2 separate regions of the Mus musculus genome follow, and region 2 is linked to region 1. Evidence: chromatin loops called from intact Hi-C (ENCODE). Cell type or tissue: heart. All regions are shown on one strand. Each heading gives the region's core, and the rest is flanking DNA. Links, peaks and the distances in the headings are about the cores only.

Region 1 (10,377 bases), core at 1,076-9,075:
ATTCCAGGCTTCTTGGGAAGTCTTGAAAGATTAAATGAATTCTTAGGGAAAACAAGGACCCAAGCCTGGTTATTTCAAAACCACAAAGTAACTTAATAACTGTCTTAACAATTAAAATTAACTTTTTTTTGTCCCTGTCTAAAGATTTTCTAAGTTCCACTTCAAAAAGTTTGTCTTCAAAAGAATAGCTTGACCCTGTGGTTTTCACTATGACAAAACTTACTTTAACACTCCACATTTCTGCTCTGGCCTACGTGCAGCCTCTCAGGTCTCTTCATCTACCATGAATGAATCTCTTGTACAACTTTCCCAGGACAACTTTCTTCAACACACGGCCCCTGCCAGAAGCCAGCAGGTCTGGAGCTCTGCAGTCAGTCACACCACAGAGCCTGCTTAGGACTGCACTGGAGAGCTAAGCCAGCTTTCCGTGGCATTACAGAGGAGGGCTGGTGCTAAATCCTGGCTTACTTCTATTCCTGTAGGCCCCCGGATGCTAACCACTAGACATAACCCCTGGGCTCTGAGTTAATGATGTTTACGTTATGAGTTGGCTTCCAAAAGAGAAAATATTCTGCCTATTAAGATTATTCAAACCAAATAAAGTAATTTAATAAGACTCTTCTGTCCATGAATTTTTTTCCTGATTATTAAGACAAAAAACTTCTTGAAATAAAAAGGCAAATAGGTCAACAGTATGATAAAGAGTGCCAGTTTAAAGATAACAATTTGTTTCTTGTTCCAAGAAGAAATTCTAAAACTTTAGTAAGTTTTTGTGTTTTTTGAAACCTTGATTTGAAAATAAATTGTATGTGGGATTTCTCTAATGTTAAAATATTCAGAATACAGAGATACTGAGAAGTAAAAATCTAAACATAATGATTACTTAGAGATGAACATCCTGTTGTATTTGAACGTCAGTTGTATGTTAATTAATTAAGCCACATGATAATCTGTTTCTTAGATGAGTCAAGGTTAAATGGTAAGTTTGATCTATATTATTTATTTTGAAAAGTTTAACACTTTTACAACGTTCTTTAGCTTCAATTTTTTTTTAATCTTGAGATCATTTGTGTTTGTTTTTAATCTAGTTACCACTTCACAGTAAGGAGAGCAGGGTGGTTCTCCTTACAGGTATTTGGCACAGAAAGCCATTATGAAATGTATCCAGTCCATCTTAGGCTAACTTTATGTGCCTGGGTTTACTGCCTGCAGCCAAGCTGTCAGGAGTTTTCACTGCCCAGATGCTGATGAAACCTACTGCTGATCCACAATCTCAGCCATCTCAGAAAAGAGAAAGGCAGGGCTGTGGTCCCTAAAACCTTACAGAAGAATACATTGACCAAATCTCCAGCACCAAGTATGCTACAGATGTTTTTCCTGCATATAAAATAACGTATACCTTTCATGTGAGCCTTAAACATCGAAGAATTATAAAATGAAATATACTGTTAAAATTCTTGGGGCATATTTTTCTAAATTAAAAAAAAAGTTCTCTACCTATTATCATTCAGTTTCTGGCATTACTTTTAATATTGTTAATTATTATACTGTTGTCACAGCTAAGTCATGCACGGTACCCCAGACATCTTTTGTTTCAAATATGTAATTCTTTCATGGTTTCTTGTTAACCTTATATAAAACTAGCATAATTTAGTAATCTAACTATGATACTTAAGGCATATCGCAGAGCAGTGTGCAATGGTTCATTTAATATGAACCTCCTCCTCTTCTCTCTTCTTTCCTCTCTTTCTCGAAAGAAGCTCTTTCTCACTATGTTCCTGGGGTTGGCTTGATAACTCCTGCCTCAAATAGTCCTGCCTTCCGAGTAGCTGAGACTGTACAGGCATGCCAACCATTCTCACTGTAGCCATGTGAGAAACCTGGGGCCAACAGAAAGAAGCCAGGCCATTCTCCAATTAGACATGCACAGAAACCACAGGAGAGCATGGGATGACTGCTGTTTAAATCGTGTTACATAGCGATAAAGCGTGTTCTGTATGCTACTGGGATACTCTTATGTGCTTTATCACTCTTCCATACTGAAGAGAGACATACTTTCTCATTCCTGTAGACAGAACAGCTCTCATGCTCTTCAACCTAGAGAAGGCAATGAGAAAGGCAAACTTTAACATACAGTTCATAGATAGATGACCTTAGACCTAGATAGATAAATTACATGCTGGAGAAGCTAGGTGATAACTGGTAAAACCAAGCCAAACCAAACCAAACCAAACCAAAATAACGTTCCCCAGATCTTTTCCAAGAACCTTTCTCCTCCAATTTAAAAAATAGGATGCCATTTTTCCAAAACCACTTAGTTTATTATAAGAGAGAATTTAATACAAACAGAAGAATTGAGCATAATATTATTAATTATACAAGGTTAATATTTAACCTTACTAACTCAGTTAATCCTGCTTTATAACATGAAGCGCTCTAACTCCTAAAACTTTAAGTAAAATTGGTATTCTTAAAACATATTTAGAAGCCAGGCATGGTGGTATACACCTGTAATCCCAATACTTGAGAGGTGGAGGCAGAAGAATCACAAATCCAGGCCAACTGGGGCTACTCAGGGAGATTGCTCTATTGGAGAAACAAAGAAAACATACATAACACCCAAATTAATTTTCTCATTGCAGTGGCAGATGATGTTTTCTTTTTAAAAGTTAGAGTAAAGACTTACCTGGCAGGGGAAATACCATGATCATGAAGGCAGTTTTTTCCAGGGCCCCTCTGTTCCACTCCCAATCTGCCAACCCAAAAGAGGGAAACGCAACTACATATTGAGCTTCATATACATACATACATACATACATACATACATACATACATACATACAGCAGTGGGGCTGGAGGGGCTGGGGTGGGGAGGGACATGACGCATATACACCACTGTGTTCCCACTCTCCTTTGATTTGAGAGAGAGAGAGAGAGAGAGAGAGAGAAGGAGAGAGAGAGAAATTAGGCAACTGAAGCAACTGCCTGGTTTATTTTCAGTTGACAAATGCACAGTTCTTATTATTGAGGAAAGTAAGTCATCCCAAGGGGACAGGTAGGGCACAAAAGAGTTGGGGATGAATAAGCTAGAATAAGCCAAGGAAATCTGATTGCAGAGTTTGGATTCTGAACTAACAGTTTTAATGCATTTTGTACAAGCATGTCAGCTATTTACATATCTGAACCAGTAGTTTCCCATTCCATGTTGATGGAATATTTCTAGGGCTGCCTCAGTGGGGGACAAGTTATATATATATGTGTGTGTGTGTGTCTATGTGTCTGTACACAAAGCAAAGTGAGGCATTATTGGTGGGAATTTTTTAGTTACCCCTAAAAATGCTTCCACCAGAGATATTTTTAAGTACTTAGACAGAAAATATTGTGTTAAAAATTATTAAAAGCATATTTAATAATTAAATAGCTGGCCAGTGGTATGTGTCTTTAATCCTAGCACTTGGGGGGCAGAGGCAGGCAGATCTCTGAGTTTGAGGCTAGCCTGGTTTTCAGAGAGTTCTAGTACAGCCAGGGCTACATAGAGGAAACCCTATGTTGGAAAAACAAAAACTAAACCTACCAACCAATCAACCAAACAACCAAACAAAAACCACAAAACAAACAAACAGACTATTGCTAATTGCTGCCACAAACAAGCTATTGCTAATTGCTGCCACCAAACAAACAAACAAAAGAAAGAGACTTGCTAATTGCTGAAATACACTCTATTCTTTTCCACAGTTTAGATGATGTGATTATCTATATCTTTTCTTGCATATTGACTACCCTTTCAAGCTAATGTTCATGTGCTGGTAACCCTATCTGAAGGTTAGTATATGGTCTGTATATTCAGTACACGAGGTCAAACCAAGAAGCTCACTCATGTTTAAAACAAGTGCTTTCCCAAGGAGCCACATCTCTAGCCTCTATTTCAACATGCCTTTTGTTTTTCAAGATTTATTTTCTGCATATAAGTGTTTATCTGTGTGTGTGTGTGTGTGTGTGTGTGTGTGTGTGTGTGTGTGTGTGTGCACTCCAGTGTCTGAGGAAGCCAAAAGAGGGCGTCAGATCCCCTGGAGCTAGATGTACAGGTAGTTGTAAGCCATACCGCTTGGGCCTTGGGACCTGGACTTGGGTCCTCTGCAGCAGAGCATCAAGTGTTTTTAACTGCTGAACTCTTTAGCACCTCCCCCCCCCCTTTTTTTTGTTTTGTTTTGTTTTGTTTTTTTTTTGTTTTTCGAGACAGGATTTCTCTGTGTAGCCCTGGTTGTCCTGGAACTCACTTTGTAGACCAGGCTGGCCTTGAACTCAGAGAACTCAGAAATCTGACTGCCTCTGCCTCCCGACTGCTGGGATTTAAGGCGTGCTCCACCACTGCCCCCTTTTAACATTCTTTACATTATCAATCATTTACAGGGTGGCATTGAAACCCCAGTTTCTTACAAGGTAATGAAAGCAAAGGAGGTTGATTGTTTTTAATCTATATACTTGTTTTTCTGTGTTCTTGGCAATAAAATCTAATTCTACAAATGATTAAAAAGACTGAAAAGTTTGTGCTCTAGTCAATATTTGGGAAATAGGTTCTTTTTAGACTTTTTTTTGGAAGTGTGTATGACTATACAAAATAGCTCCTTGGGCTGCTCACCATCCAAGATGACTGGCGCTGTCAGAGAACAAGTAAACAGACAAGGAAAAGGAAGCAGCTTTACAGGTCCTGGAGTTCCTGAAATGTTGGCTTGGAGGGAGAGGTCACATGCTCCTTGGGCTTGTTCTATATTGGCGATCCTTGCTATAGACCTTAAGTCCCACAGCAATGGACAAGCAACATCTCTAAATTTAAGTCATAAAAGCTTCATTCTACTAAAACTGTTGGAATTGGTTTCTCCTGGAAATTTGTATCTTCCAGGTCTGCTGTTAAACTGTTTTTGACTCACACAAAGCATTATAATTGCAATGCGCCTCATCTAATTTAGGAGAGGGAGTTTTGTAAAGTATACCCCTTTCTCAGATGTTATGAGGTAAATTATTTATGGGTTGTAAAACTCACAATGAAAGGTGTCATGTTAAGTACAAGAAATGTTTTTGAAGAACTGTGCAATGCTAATATAATGCTTTCTATAAAATAACTGAGTCTAGATAATTTAAAAGCCAGGCCAAAGAAACTTCTGAATTCAAGCATAGCCTAAAAGCTATCGTTGTACTGGTAGAGTAAAGTAAAATAATTAGAAAACATTTCACAGGTATCTAGGCAATATATAACCCCATAACCATTCCTCAGTGTTTAGGCGAATACCATAGAATCTGGCCATGCGATTACACTAAAAAGAAAAGGCTTTGGTGTCTGAAGGCTGCTTGATTGTTCTGTTCTGTTTTAATCAGACATCCCTGAGTGGCATGGGACTTACTTCTCCAGTCCTTTAATCTTTAAGTAGAAATATCAATAATGCAACCACAGGGTTTGAATACTGGAAGACCTTTTATTCTCACCCTCTTTCCTCAAAGAAGAAACCATATAGTCTTGCAAAAATGAACATCTTGGTTTCCAGAACGCTCAGGGGAGTCCTTCTTAAGCTCAATAGGTCTGATCACTGGACCCGTGTACTCTTAACACCTCTTCTCTTATCGCGTTCAAAAGAAATTCCCCTCCTATGCTATTCAGATACAGGCGGGGAGTCGCCCTCTCGCCCAGTGCCATCGAGGCCTGGACTTTCTGGGTCAAAGTTGATCCCCCTCCTGCATCAGGCCCCGGGGGCATGGCTGGCACCCAGGACGTTGGGGTTAGGGGAGGACAGTGGACGAGCCGAGGAAGCGAGGCGGCCCGCCCCTCACCCGTCGGGGCCCAGGTCTCTCGCTTGGCGTTCACCAGCCTGGCCGGAGCCCCGCCCCCGCCCCCTCGCACGGCGGCTCGGCCGATGCCGCCGTGACTCAGCGCTTCTCGCGGGCCGCCCGGCCGCGGCGGCGGCGGCTAGGCGCGGGCTCCTCCCGCCTCGCCACCCCCTCTCGCCACCCACGCCCGCCCCCGGCCGCGGGGCCTTCCGTCGCACGGCCGCCGCCCGCCGCACTCCGCGTCCGCCCCGCCACCGTGCCAGCCATGGAGCCCCGAGCCCCCCGCCGCCGACACACCCACCAGCGCGGCTACCTGCTGACGCGGGACCCGCATCTCAACAAGGTGAGCCCCGCGGCCCCGAGAGCCGCCCTGTGCCCGCAGCCGGCCGCTGGGCCGCGGGGACCTGCGTGCCACCGAGGGGACCGTCCCACCCGGGAGGCCACTGCGGAGCCGGCGCCCTCGCCTCTCAGCATCCCGATGCTGGACCCCGGGGAGCGATGTAACTTGTGGTCCGCTCTTCTTTGTCTGCCCCTTTCCCATCCCGGGAAGGGCAGTGTGGACCAGTGTGGGAATCGAGCGTTTTCCGTGAGGGTGGCAGGCGGGCGGCCAGCTCAGCCGCGACGTGCCTTCCCGGTCCAGGTGACTGGACTGGCAATGACCGGAGGCTGCTGTGGAGACAAGTGGTCCTACCGGTCCTGCCTTGAACAGAGATGGCCTCTGAGTGCCTGGGATCCCATCCACAAGATGTGGGGGCTCCAGGGCCTCTTGGCTTCTGGGATGACATTGGTTGTATGGTGTGGGTGGTTTCTTGTTGAACCCTACGTGCATGCCTAGGTGGGAAAACTTACATGATACGGCGGTACAGTCATTTATTTTATTTATTCATTTATTTTCCTTTCTAAATTCTGACTTTTGGAAAGTTATTATTTTTTTTTAAACCAGTCCTCTTTTTTTCTTTTCTTATTACAAGGAAATTCAATGTATGCCCCAGATCAGAGTTCCCTTTTCTCATGCTGTGATATCTCTCCTCCCACCCTATACCCAAGATCTCCCCTAAATGAGAACATTTTAGAAATGATCAGTTTGCTTTTGTAAGTAACTAGGTCTTATTTTATAGTGTGGGTGGTTGTTAGAATGGTGTGTGTGTGTGTGTGTGTGTGTGTGTGTGCGTGCGTGCACGCACGTACGCACATATGTGCATGCACGTGTGTGCATATCTGATTTCCTATTTCTTCAGTATGTGGAGAGTGACATGAGTGTCAGCATGGAGGCCTGTTAAGTCTTTTAGGGTATCACTTTAGTGAACCTCCTTTTTCGTTAAGAAGTGTACCTCAGCATTTCTCTCTAGTCATGTTATGGGTGACTTGTGCTCATTATTAATAACTTAAACACGTGTGATTATTTTGCGCATTATAGCTAGTTTGAGTTTGTAATTTTTTTATGACTCTTTTTTTTTTTTTTTTTTTTTTGGTTTTTCGAGACAGGGTTTCTCTGTGTAGCCCTGGCTGTCCTGGAACTCACTCTGTAGACCAAGCTGGCCTCGAACTCAGAAATCCGCCTGCCTCTGCCTCCCGAGTGCTGGGATTAAAGGCGTGCGCCACCACGCCCGGCGAGTTTGTAATTTTTTTGTAGTGACTTCTACAAATCTTTATTTGATTATTTATAGCTATGTAGTGTAAACATTTTAAGTTTCCTACTTATTTTTCCTTCAAAATCAATGTAATTGCTAGTTTGAATTTTTTTTCTTCCTATTTTATTATCCTGTAGGTCGAGGACTATTTTCACTAGAACAAAGGTAAACTTTGGTGTGACAAAGCCACTTGTGGCTCTCACGTGTTACCTGCCTGTCCTGACTTATGACGAAATCATGGGTCGCCTTGACAAGATCACACGAGTAGCAGAACCTGTTTGATTTTCTTAAGTCAAGGTTGAAATGTTTGTTAAGAGTGGGTAGACAGGCCAGCCCATCCCATCCCATAGCAAAGGCATACTTTACTGGGTTTGGAGTCTCCTGCTAACCTGTAACAGTTGATACCCACTGTAGAAACGATACTGTCACAAAGATCTTACACCAAAGGTAGAAAAGTACAGTCTTAATGTGTGCACACATTTTACCTGCAGTGTATCAAGTTGGATTACAAATCTGGGTCATCTTGGGACAATCAATAGAAGGAACTTTACTTACTCAGCCCTGGGGTCAGCGTGATGCCTGTGGCATTAACATCATCTGCTATATACTCAAAAGTCCCCTGTCTTTGTTATTAGGACAGAATTCTTAATTTAATTTAATTTTTTAATGTTGAGATGACCTGACTCCAAGGGGATGCTAAAGTCAACAGTGCTTTCTAAATTTCTCCTAGCAGACGAGCCTAGCCTGTCACCCGCTATAGGAATACTCGTTTAGCCACACTAAGGAAGAGTTTGACGATCCTACCTTTGGGTGACCGAGACATGCTTAGTTAGTATTATGTCCGTACATTTAGGTATGGATGAAAACATCTTTTGTTGCTGAGGAAAGTGGCTCGGTGGTTAAGAGTGCTTGCTGCTCTTGCAGAGGACACGGGTTCAGTTCTCAGCACCTATCTCAGGCAGCTCACAGCTAGAGGCACCCACAAACAACTTGTATATGTACACAAGAGAGTGCGTGTCCCCCACACCACAGAGAGAGAGAGAGAGAGAGAGATCTACCAGTTAGCATTTTATTCACATTCTCCTGTTATTCAAATCCTTATAGTGCTATTTCCTGTTATGTTGAATGTAAATTAATGTTTTACTATCTATCCTAGATGTGTCTAACTCCCAAACTTAGCCTTTAGCTTAAAATATATTGAAGATTTTCTTCTTTTCATTTTTGTTGTGACTCCTAAAATTAAAATGATATTAATTGATTTAGTAATCATTTCCCTAGGGAAGCCTTTCCTAATTATCTTATTCTCACTATGATTTAATGCTTACACTTATACACTAAGGTGCTCCATATTATTTTGTACTTACTACTTCGTCAGTTATTTGTTTATTTATTTAGTGCAGTTCTGATTGTGTAGCTTTGTCTAGCCTGGAGGGAATTGACTATCTAGACCAGGTTGACCTTGCACTCATAGAGAGGTCTGCCTGCCTGCCTCTGCCTCCTAGTGCTCAGATTAAAGGCATGCATCACCCCAGCAACTGCAGGGAGCTTTCACAGTGTTGGTTCTGGCAATATCCTAAGACAGTAGACCCATTAATTTAACTACCTCATAATATCTAATTAATACACATTTATACAGAAGTCTAAAGTTCCTTTGAATCGGTCATTAAATTGTTTAATGGGATAGAGCTAAAAATGTTAGACTTCGACTTTCATTTTATTTATTTTTTTAAAGATTTATTTATTTATATATTTTATGTATATATGAGTATACTGTCACTGTCTTTAGACACACAAGAAAAGGGCATTAGATCCAATTACAGATGGTTGTGAACCACCATGTGGTTGCTGGGAATTGAACTCATGACCTTTGGGAGAGCAGTCAGTGCTCTTAAGCGCTGAGCCATTCTCTCCAGCCCCAGAATTTGGCTTTTATAATCTGTGAAATTTTAACTACGTGTTGGCACAATCTTAAGGAAGTAAAAATTGGTAAAAGTCAAACTTAACAGTAGACACAAAGTCAAGAACAACAACAAAGCAAACCGGAGAGACATAGGATCTTCGTAATTTATACGGAATTCTAAACCTTACTACTTGCTAATAGTCAAATGTATATCATTTCAGACTGATTCTGTCACAGCTGTTGGGAAGTACTTCTACCTCATACTTAGGGGATTTACTGTGTTAATAAACATAGCATATATACATGCATTTATACATACATATGTCTATATATACACACACATATATGAATGTATACACATATATAAACACTATACATATATACACATATATGCATACATACATTTTTTTTTTGAGACAGAATCTCACTTTGTGTAGTTGAGGCTGGGCTAGAGCTCATTATATAGACTAGGCTGGCCTTGAACTCAAAGCAGTACTCCTGCCTCAGTCTTCTACAATTGCAGGTGTGAACCACCATACCCTACAGACGGAACTGTTTTAAGATGTGTGTGTGTGTGTGTATGTGTATATATATATATATGTGTGTGTGTGTGTGTGTGTGTGTGTGTGTATGTACTTAGGTATACAATTTAAAATGTATTAGTTTCAGGATTTCCGCTGATTTAGATGACTTGTAATTCTCTGTTTTCAGAAATTTTATATGGCCAGTAATCATGCTTTATAAACTGCTGTACAAAAATTAAAATGGTATGAACAATAAAAAAATAATTACTCCCATTATTTTTCACTTTGTTTATGCAGAGGTGGGAAAACGCTAATTGTTAGCTTTGTTGTAGGTAATTGTTCCTTTGAGTCTCCAAATGCTACACCCCTTTGGTATTTTATGCATTTTGATTCAGTTGCAGCTAGTGGTAGTTTCTACTAATAATTTAATTTGGTCCTCCTTATTAACTTTGAAATCGAAAAGGCGAGATTCTGAAAAGTGCTTGCTCCCCATTATAGCAGGT
Region 2 (10,377 bases), core at 1,433-9,432, 51 kb after region 1:
AAGTATACGTAGCACTTCTACAGTATGCCTTTACTGACACGCCTGTAATTGCCCTGAGGAGCATTGGCTAGTCTGACAGCTGCCCTATGTTTTTTGTTTGCAGTTTGAAATCTAATTGTCTATTTGCCCTCTTAATTGGAGTAAATTATTTATGTTGTTTGAATTTCTGTTTCATCCCCTCTCTTCCTTTTACAGTAACTTAACTAATCATGCATATAATTTTATATAATACTCAGTGTATATTGATCAAACTCATTTCTCCTTCTCATTCTTCCCTAATGGCTATGATTAAATATTCAGTTTATGTATATTTAATGTATGCGTTCTTGTAGCTCAGTGTTTAATTGGAAGGCATTACCTTTGGGACTAGAGACCAGTAATGAAGACGGCCTTTTTGTCTTTTTCTTTCCTCTAGGCTATTGTGGTAACTGATGGAGAGCGCATCCTTGGCTTGGGAGACCTTGGCTGTAATGGGATGGGCATCCCTGTGGGTAAACTGGCCCTGTACACGGCATGTGGAGGGGTGAACCCACAACAGTGTCTACCCATCACTTTGGATGTGGGAACAGAAAATGAGGTAAACATTTCACGTGCACAGAACTTCTAGCTGTCTTTAAAAATGGTTCCAAATTTTACGTTTTGAGATTGTGTTTCATAGATTACTGAATTCCCCTCAACTCTGCCCCCGACAGTTATAAGAAAATTGCTCTTTTCTCATCTCTGTAAAAGAATTCATCCTCCTTAGTGGTCTCAAATCCTTTGAATAAGTATTGACGCCACGATTATTTGAAGCACATTAACTACTCTTAGAAACTGTGATTTCTAATTATCTTTACATTGTACAGGACCGAATTTCATAGGTCTCGCTAAACCTAATCCCCTTAGTATTGAGATCTTATTATGCTCAAAGTCTGTATTGATCCTGGGGAAGGTGATTTGGAGTTCAGTTCCGTTTCCTTCCACATTATTATTTTAGAGCCTTTCTGACAGTAATTTAAGCAAACAGTTGTTATGCTTTTTAAGTCAGATACAAACAATCGTATTTACCTTCTGTACACAGATGTTATTTATCCTTTATTCAAGGAAATAGTTTCATTTAAAATATGACTTCTGACATTTTCTTTTTCAATGCTAATAGAGATGATTTAGTTATCAAACCTAGCCTGTTTTAAAATATTATTTTAAAATTGTATGTTTATATTGACATTGAGAAAAATCTTAATGTCAAAGTAACTGTTACTTTAGTTTTTATATATCTTTTAAAGATTTATTTATTTAATGTGTATGAGTGATCTATCTGCATGTACACCTGTATGCCAGAAGAGGCCATCAGATCCCATTACAGATGGTTGTGAGCTACCATGTGGTTGATGGGAATTGAACTAAGGACCTCTGGAAGAGCAGCCAGTGCTCTTAACTACTGAGCCATCTCCCCAGCCCTAGTTTTTATGTTTTTAAAACAAGATGAGATGATATATGGAATTCAAGTAAAATAAAACCTATAAGACCTATGATATAGCTTGAAAATTCTAGGGGTTATTGAAACTATGAAATAAGTATATAATAATTTGAACAGTCTTAAACCTGGGCCTTTAAAATGATTCATCTATTTTTACTCATTTTATATGTATTTTGTTTAGATGGGTATGTTTGCACCACACACATGCCTGGTAGTCATGTTTAGAAGTAGGTGTCAGATCCCCTGGAACCAGAGTTACAGATGGTTTTGGGCCACACGTAGGTCCTGGGAACTGACCTAGGTCCCCTTCAAGAGCAGTCAGTACTCTTGACCAAAAGAGCCATTTTCCCAGTCCCCACCTGGGCCTCTTTTGCAAGGTTATCAATATTATGTGGACATAGAGAAACTTGACCACTGTTATCTACAATAGATTCTTACTTTGATAGATTGCATGAATTCTCAGAATCAGATGGTTTCATGAAGGTGGGTCTTAGAATTGTCAAGTTGACTGATTATCTTGTATTTTTACACTATCTGCTTTTTAAAATGAATCACATTATATTGGAGAATGCTACCTGTTATCTAATTTTCATTGCTGACCTACAAATTCGTTCTTTGGGGTCAAAAGTATTGTATTCTTATTTTTGCATGTGTATGGATGTGATGTGCATGTGTGTATCTGTGTTTATGTGTGTGGAGTACATGTGTGTAGATAGCCATGTGTATGTGTGCATATGGAAATCAGAAATTAAATTGGGTGGCTAGTCACAATAAGGTTTTCATAATGAAAAGTATTCATGTCACTTCCTTTTGTGACAGCCTGTAAACTAGAATAGTCTTCAGTCCCCCCCTTTTTTTTCTTTTTAAGTTAGGATAGAGAGCGATAGTTTCCGTCACCGTGTCTCCATATGTATATGACACTACAGCTTCTTCTCATCTGTTACCCTCCACCACTGTCCCACCACGTCATTCTCCTCTCCTCTGGCTGCTTCCCTTTTAAATTGCATTTTGTATAAATTAATTTTTGGCTGTCAAAGCTGTAAAAATATGCTACCTTTTCAAGTGTTATCTTAATTTTATTAATTAAAAATTTATAATAATTTCTTTCAAGTACATTGTTAAAAGAAAATTATATAGCATTCTAATTTTGAAGCAGTCTTTTTCATAAATCTTAAACTCAACTATTATATTTTTCCTCTCCTTTTTGCGTATTTCTCTCTCTCTCTCTCTCTCTCTCTCTCTCTCTCTCTGTGTGTGTGTGTGTGTGTGTGTGTGTGTGTGTGTGTGTGTGTGTGTAGGAGGACAACCTATGGGAGTTGGCTCTTTCCTTCTACCCTGTGAGTTCCAGGAATTGAACTCAGGGCATGTAGCTTAGTGAAAAATACCCTTGCCTGCTGGACTGCCTCCCACAGTTATACTTCTTTATGTTATGTCCATCAATTATCAGTGTGGGAAAGAATAGGAGAAAAAAGAGAAGGGCACATTTTTCTCAGCTGTGCCCCCCTCTTTCCTAAAACTCATATTCAGAGGCTAAATATATTCCAGACTTGGAGAATGTATTTTAATATTGGCAGCCATTAGTAGCTCATTGGCAGTTTAACCTCGGCTGCCCGGGAGCCTGCCAATGGCTTGTTTAAAGAGTGCCTTAAGAAACAGCTGGGCTTTACAACAGTTCTTAGCTTCAGATTTTATATTTTACATTTATGTGACTTAACATGTTAGCTTCCAGTGGAAAAAAAAAACCTTACTTACTAGTTAAGCAGTACATTGCAAGTATATTGGTCAAAACGAGGGGATTTCGCAATAGGAGAGAGTTCTATTAATAATTACACCAGGACAATAGGTATGCTCTCGGCAGTGGCCCCGTGGGTTGTAGTTTCCTCTGGATGATAGGAAAGCTGAATGCTGGGACAAGTGTACTTTTCTCTTGTTTACATCAGACCCACACAATACAAGGGTTTCCGTTGCAGACTCTTAACATTTCCATCCCAATAACAGGGAGGGGTGGTCATTCCCAGTCAAAATGGAGGACTAGGACTCCTTCAGTTCTAGAAGTGCCACAGCCAGCGAAGCCCCTGTGGGCATGGAGCAAGCCCCCTGCTCGCGGCCTGGTTTTGATTCCTCGCAGAGGATTTCTGTAGCATGTTGTTCTCAGGCTCTTGCCCTTCTGTGAATTGTTGATTCTGCCCTCTGAGGTAAACCCTCCATTTTCATAACAATTTGTCTACGGTCTGCATTTAAAACCATTTAGAAGTTTTTAAAAAAAGCAGTGTTTGTAGTTTCTAGTGTTCAAGTTTTCTACATATGCTAATAAATATTTCCCTGTGTATTTTGTTTTGGACTGCCATTATAAAATGTAGTTGTATTTTATTTCATTTCAACTGTCCCCTATAAATACGTAGCGATATACTTGTTTTTGTATATTGTTCTTATATCCTATGACTATATTAAATTATATACATTCATATCGGCACTTTCTATTTTCATAATTATATACATACAAATACAAAGTATTAGTTCTTCCCTTTCCAGTCTGTGTGCTTGTCTTTTTCCTGCTTTATTGTAATGGCTAGTGTTGCTGGTGCAATGATGAAGAAAAGTGATAAGGATGGATATTCTTACTCTGGAATCTGAACATAATTTAGTCTTTCACTGTAAAACATTCCATTAGCTATGTTTTTTCACAGATATTCTTAATTTACTGAGAACTCTGCTACTAATGGGCATGTTTTACACTATCTACGTTATACTTCAATTTAAAAATTGATCTATTAAAATAATGTTAAGGGTTATTTATGCCAATACTTGAGTAGAATAATGGTATCTCAGGTCTGTCTCTTTAAGAAATAGGAAACTAGGGCAGGAGAGATGGCTCAGAGGTTAAGAGCACTGTCTGCTCTTCCAAAGGTCCTGAATTCAATATGCAGCAACCACATGAGGGCTCATAACCATCTATAATGAGATCTGACGCCCTCTTCTGGCCTGCAGGCATACATGCAGGCAGAATGCTGTATATGAAAATAAATATGTTAAAAAAAAAGAAGTAGGAAACTAGAAAGTTTAAAAAGCATAAGAAAAACTTGGTCAAGGCTAAAAATATTCTCTCAAATAGGTTAGTAGTCATATAACAAATATACCCAAAATGTTTGAAGATTTCAAATTTTTTTTGGAAATAGAAATAAATCTATGAAAAAATTGTTCTTTTTTTTCCTTCATAAATTGTAAAATTTTAAAACTTAACATAATTTCCATCTGTGATAAATTTTACGTACAAAAAATCAGAGGGGAGCTTTTCTAATGAGAACCACTGCCATATTTTACTTTTCTTTCCCCCAGACTAACCTAGAATCTTTTAACATTTAGTAATTATTTTTTAATTTGGTTTGTGAAGAGTATGAATATACTCTCTACAGTATTAAGTAACTAGTGAGTGTGGGCTACGATGTATCAGTACGTCGAGATTTTATCTTTGTTTCTGTCTCTTATAGAGATGATCAAACAGACTAGTGAAAGGTCAATGACTTTCTTATTGCTAATTGTTTTTTGGGGTCCACGTCTATTTTAACACTAGGAGTTACTTAAGGATCCACTGTACATCGGGCTGCGGCACCGGCGAGTCAGAGGCCCTGAGTATGACGCCTTCCTGGATGAGTTCATGGAGGCAGCGTCTTCCAAGTATGTGCAATCTTTATTTATCTGTGTTGGAGCTGAATTTCAAAAGTCTAAACCCTGATGACACACCTAGGAAAATATCTCGTTTGATTCAGTATGTTTTAATAATTAGACCTAATTAAGAATGCATTCTCTTTCTCTCCCTCTTCCTGTCTTCTTCCTCCCCTTCCCTCTCTCTCCTCCTCTTCCTTTTCCTCCCCTCTCTCTTTCCCTCCTTATAACTTTCACTGGCCAAATGGCAGCATCATGTATCTATCCTCCAAGCCATCTCTGTTCCTATTCCCAAAAGAGCATTGTTCTTAGAAGCATCATTGTTGCCATTGAAAATAGGCGGTGGTCTCCAGCTTTACCACACTAAACGCACAGAGCCCAGCTGAAATGCATGTTTATGGGAAGTAGGGAACTGGCCAATGACAGTGAATAGAAAAAGAAAGCCTTTTCCTTTTTTACATTTTTGGCACTTCTTTTTTGGCTGCCGGTAAGATCCAGTCTTCATTCATGTTTGTGGCTGATATTGGACTCTTTTGTGGTGGGAGAAGGAAGAGGTGGAGACTGAGTGTGAGCTATACGATCCCAGAGCTGTAATAGGGAGGGAGAGCACCAGGGTATCAATTTCTATTCATACATCTCTGCTTACATCAACAGTATTTATTAAATATACTACTGTGTTTTCATATCGTGTAGTAAGCATTGGGTTGTGGGCCTTCTGGTACTTTAAGACTTTCCAACTTTTTTCTCTAAGAAGGCGATTCTGCGATAATATACTCTGAGGGAGTTCTGTCAACTGACAGTCATTCATTTTGTTAGTTTGCAGCCACAAAACCACTATTGTTTAAAAATACATTTGTACTTTACTGGTTGTGCTTTATTGTTTTGTTTGTGAGTAACTTTATCACTGGTATTTCATGTAACTAAGATATTCTTTTGTTTCTTATAATTTAAAGTCATAACCAAGAGAAAGGCAGTTTCTTCATCAATTTGCACAGAATTTAAATATCTCAAATTGTTTGTCATGGGATTTAATTCAGAGTATACTTTTAGATCACTATGGACTAATTTAAAAAGAACATGTTTGATTACTTTGTTATTATCCTACTTATACATTAAGATATATTTACTCATAGAGAAAATATGAGTTGTGAAACTTTAAGCTCAAAATTATATGATGCCATTCATTTATTTATACTTGTAATTCACATATAATTTTAAAGGTTTTATCATAAAAAAAACTTAAACTTGTGATTATCAACTTTCTAAATAAGAGCACCATCAAGAAGTTGGCTCAGTAGTGCCACGAAGCCCCTGACAGAGAAGGAACTGACACTGGCAATGTGGGTTGCTTCACTGCCAGTTTGTGAGTTAAAATCGACCTAAAGAAGACAAATTCATGATATTTACAGGAAATTATAAAGCCTGTTCTAAGCACTCAATGATGATGCAAAATCCTTATGGAAACCATGAACAACTTCCTGGAGAATTGGAGATAAGAACCAAGTTGGGAAGGTCTTTTTCCTTGCAGGATCAGAAAACAACTTACATTTTAAATATTGAATTGGGAGATTGCTTAAGATATATGAAAAGAAAATGAGGATTAATAGACTCAACAGTGTCTTTTGATGCATGAAACCTCTGTAGCCAGGCATGTTTGCTCGTGTCGGATCCTAGGAATTTGGGAACTGAAACAGGAGGACTACTGTGAGCTCTAATTTAGCCTGCGTTATACAGTGAGACTCTGCTCAGAAACGAAAATGGTGGAAAGGAGGAGTTGTCCTCCTAGGCCCTTCCTAGAGAAAAATAGCAGAGACTTCAAAATATATTGTTTTGATATTGCTCCTTTAGAAGCTGACTAGGAGTAAAACCAAGCATTATCCCGTTAGGGTAATAAAGAGAAATTCATTTTAAAAGGACATATGACTTAAATTCATGATTGATGAGTGACTTTTGCAGTTGGAGTTTCTGAGATGGAATATATTAAGTGCTATTGGGAACAACCTTGTAGGAGGGAGAAGGAGGAACTCGAGCAGACAGAGGCAGAGCTGTGCCTCAGCGTGGGCCCGCACACTCGTGTAATGCAGTTGGGACCACTCCTTGCACTACTGAGTTTGTTAGCATCCATTAGTTTATGCCTAGTTCCAACCACCAAAACTGTTGTGGGGTTTTAACTTACTATATTGGTACAGATGGGGTGGATGATGAGGTGGTATGACATCATCTTTGTTTGCCCTGTGATAGCTCTTATTGTGTAGACCAAAGACCTGAAGATATTGTAACACACTCAGTAAGTATGAAATTAGAATATCTCAGTTGAGAAATCGCACACAGTATAGATTTGTGGTGTCATTGAGACTTCTAGAGCACCTGGTTGGGGCCCCACTTACCACTGCCCTTCACATTGCTTCTGTCAAGGGGAGGAGCGGGAGCAACTGCTTGATGTTTCAAGTCTCCAGATATCACTGTAGACTCTGTGCACAGAATCCTCTAAACATCTGAGCCCTTTTCCCCAGTGTAGCTAGCTACCTGAGTAAGCGTTGTAGATTCCTCTGAAGAGCTGGGAGAATTATTGCCGAGTATCCTTGCCAATGTATTGCGAAGTCTTGCCTTCTGGAAACTAGGCCTCTTCTCTCTGAATTCTGGGTAAAAGATTAGCTCAAGTTTGGAAATTGTACAGGCAATTGCAACTGTATTGCGTTAACTGCTTTCAATTGTGTAGCTGTTTGTCTTTGATTTCTTTTGGTAGCAAACACTGAGTGACAGGCTAGGAAAAGCTGTCTCTATTCTCTCTCATGACTGTGGGCCATTGTCTCACATACATTGCTGTTGCCCCTCTAAGGACAGCTGCACCCATTAGGCTTCCTTCTGGAGGCCTGTCACCCCTCTTACAGCTTATCAATAAGCCTGGCTATGTATCACCGTTGTCTTCTGTCCATCCTGGTCTTTTGAGATCCGGAAATAAGCTTTTCAGTGATTTGGAGGCTTCGCACCAGCATATTCTATGTGGCTTTTTGTCATTGTTTTAGAAGATAGTCACCTGATTTTTTTTTGGGGGGGGGGGAGGGAGGCACTATATATAGTTTGTATATCCTAGAATGCCCTTCTCTGAGCCCAGAAATTCTTGCTTCTCCCATCCATGGCAATGTTTCTAGAAGCCAGCCTTACTTAGTATGAGCCATTGGTTTGGGTAGGTACCTAGCAATTATTTTAATAGTCACTTTGTGTCATCTCTGGGGATTCTTGGCATTTGTTAAATTCTGCATCTTAAGAAACTGTCTGAAAATCACTACCTAACATTCGGGTCCAGGATCTGATGAAAAACCCTCATAATTAAGCTCACTTGGACTGCTCTTGGCTAACACAAGCTACCTACATCTGTTCCTCTGGGATATAGAAGCTCTCTTCCTTCATAGGCTCCAGCATGGCCCACGTGGCTTCTGATGTGGTAGATGCTGTTATGGGCCCCAGTGGGGTCTGAAGGAGATGAAGGTGTATACCGTCTCCTGACAGAAGACTGACTTCATTAATGGTGAGAGGAGAAAAAAGACTTCTGTTCAGTCGTAAAACGGTGTCGACTCTGAGGATTTAAAATTTGGGACGATCAAGCCAAGTATCCCTCTCCATGTAGCAAGTATCCGCTCACTCTACCAGATTCTAATGGAGCAAATGTGAGTGGCTTGGGCATCTTGGAGGCTCACTGGTGTGTATACACCCTGTTCTTGCCACCAGGGTCTTCTGCTAACGGCTCTATGGAATCTATAAGTCTGTTTGTACAAGCGAGGCCTTTGGCCCTCATGTTGATGGTTATTTGCCAACAAGTCTTGTGTTCTTTTACTGTTACCCTCTTCGTGTGCTTTCTCAAAAACTCTGAAACAGCACTCCAGTCAACATTCTCTTTTACTGATATACCGAGCGGGTCACCTCCGGAGAGAATTATAATAGTTGGGCTGCCACCTTGTGTATTGAGATCTAATTACTGCCAGGGAATCCTTGTGGACTGACTTAGGTCATAGGACCCATTTTAACGCCTGCTTTTGCAGACCCGTCCTGACAGCAGATGTCGTGGACTAGGTTACCCAGGAGGCATGTTCTGAAATGAGGCTCAGCGTTTAAGGATTCTTTCAGAAGTGCTCTTGTGAGTAACTCCCAGGGAAGAAAGACACAAGCCACAGGATTGAGCAGAGGATGTTGAGTGGTTCTTCAGGCATGACTGCCTCTACTATTGTCGCTCTCTGGCCTGTCCTGGCCAATCCTGAATGTGTCTGTATCAGGTAATTGGACATAGGTCATCCTGGGAAAAAAGAATAGGCCATGGTCTGTGGCGAAGTGTTCCTCTGTGGCTTAGGTGATCCCTGGGATAACAGTGAGCAATCTGGGTATCATTTCAGGTTTCTGTTGCCGTGACTGAACTCAGCTTCTTTAATAGTGTAGCACATATCTACTTTAATACTTGCTTAGTCGCTGTTGGAGAGATGGCTCAGTGGTTAAGAGCACTGGCTGCTGCTCTTCCAGAGGACTCAGATTCACTTCCCAGCACCCACATAGCAGCTCACAACTATCTGCAACTCCAGTTCAAGGGATCCAGCACCTTCACACACATGAAGGCAAAAACACTAATGTACTTAAAGTAAAAATAAATCAATGCTTAAAAAATAGATTTGCCTGTTCAACAGTTTTATCTCTTGACCCCAGTAATTCTCTTTTTTGCATGTTAATTATTTTTTATTAGACATTTTCTTCATTTACATTTTTAATGCTATCCCAAAAGTCCCCCATACCCTCGTCCCCCACTCCCCTACCCATGCACTCCAACTTCTTGGCCCTGGTGTTCCCCTGTTCTGGGGCATATAAAGTTTGCAAGACCAAGGGGCCTCTCTTCCCAATGATGGCCGACTAGGCCATCTTCTGATACGTATGCAGCTAGAGACAGGAGCTGTGGGGGTAATGGTTAGTTCATAATGTTGTTCCACCTATAGGGTTGCAGACCCCTTTAGCTCCTTTGGTACTTTCTCTAGCTCCTCCATTGGGGGCTCCATGTTCCATCCAATAGCTGACTGTGAGCATCCACTTCTGTGTTTGCCAGGCACGGCATAGCTTCACAAGAGACAGCTATATCAGAGTCCTTTCAGCAAAATCTGGCATATGCAATGGTGTCTGCGTTTGGAGGCTGATTATGGGATAGATCCCTGGGCGCCACAGTCTCTAGATGGTCCATCCTTTCGTCTCAGCTCCAAACTTTGTCTCTGTAACTCCTT

The links. Peaks named below come from ENCODE experiments on the same cell type or tissue, not always from the same donor. Only the 100,000 strongest peaks of a DNase experiment are listed, where the experiment ranks them.
Region 2: a loop joins it to region 1, with 2.8 times the contacts of the local background. A loop is called at or near these places in 3 of 42 quality-filtered maps.

The regions. Positions count from the first base shown.
Region 1 is chr9:86,691,458-86,701,834 of GRCm38, reverse strand. It overlaps Me1 (malic enzyme 1, NADP(+)-dependent, cytosolic), which reads left to right and starts at 5,921. Exons shown (of 14, transcript NM_008615.2): 1 at 5,921-6,162. The coding sequence starts at 6,085. It overlaps A330041J22Rik (RIKEN cDNA A330041J22 gene), which reads right to left and starts at 6,393. Exons shown (of 3, transcript NR_045835.1): 1 at 6,133-6,393; 2 at 2,687-2,752; 3 at 582-2,097. In heart, for the core only: a CTCF peak has its summit at 8,958; DNase peaks (open chromatin) are centred at 5,764 and 6,484; H3K4me3 peaks cover 1,662 bases; H3K27ac peaks cover 1,223 bases.
Region 2 is chr9:86,641,068-86,651,444 of GRCm38, reverse strand. Me1 (malic enzyme 1, NADP(+)-dependent, cytosolic) reads left to right here. Exons shown (of 14, transcript NM_008615.2): 5 at 416-577; 6 at 5,031-5,134. Among named protein-coding and RNA genes, the nearest start is that of A330041J22Rik, 49 kb to the left of the region's middle. In heart, for the core only: a CTCF peak has its summit at 4,447 (motif pointing left); no DNase peak of the experiment used is centred there.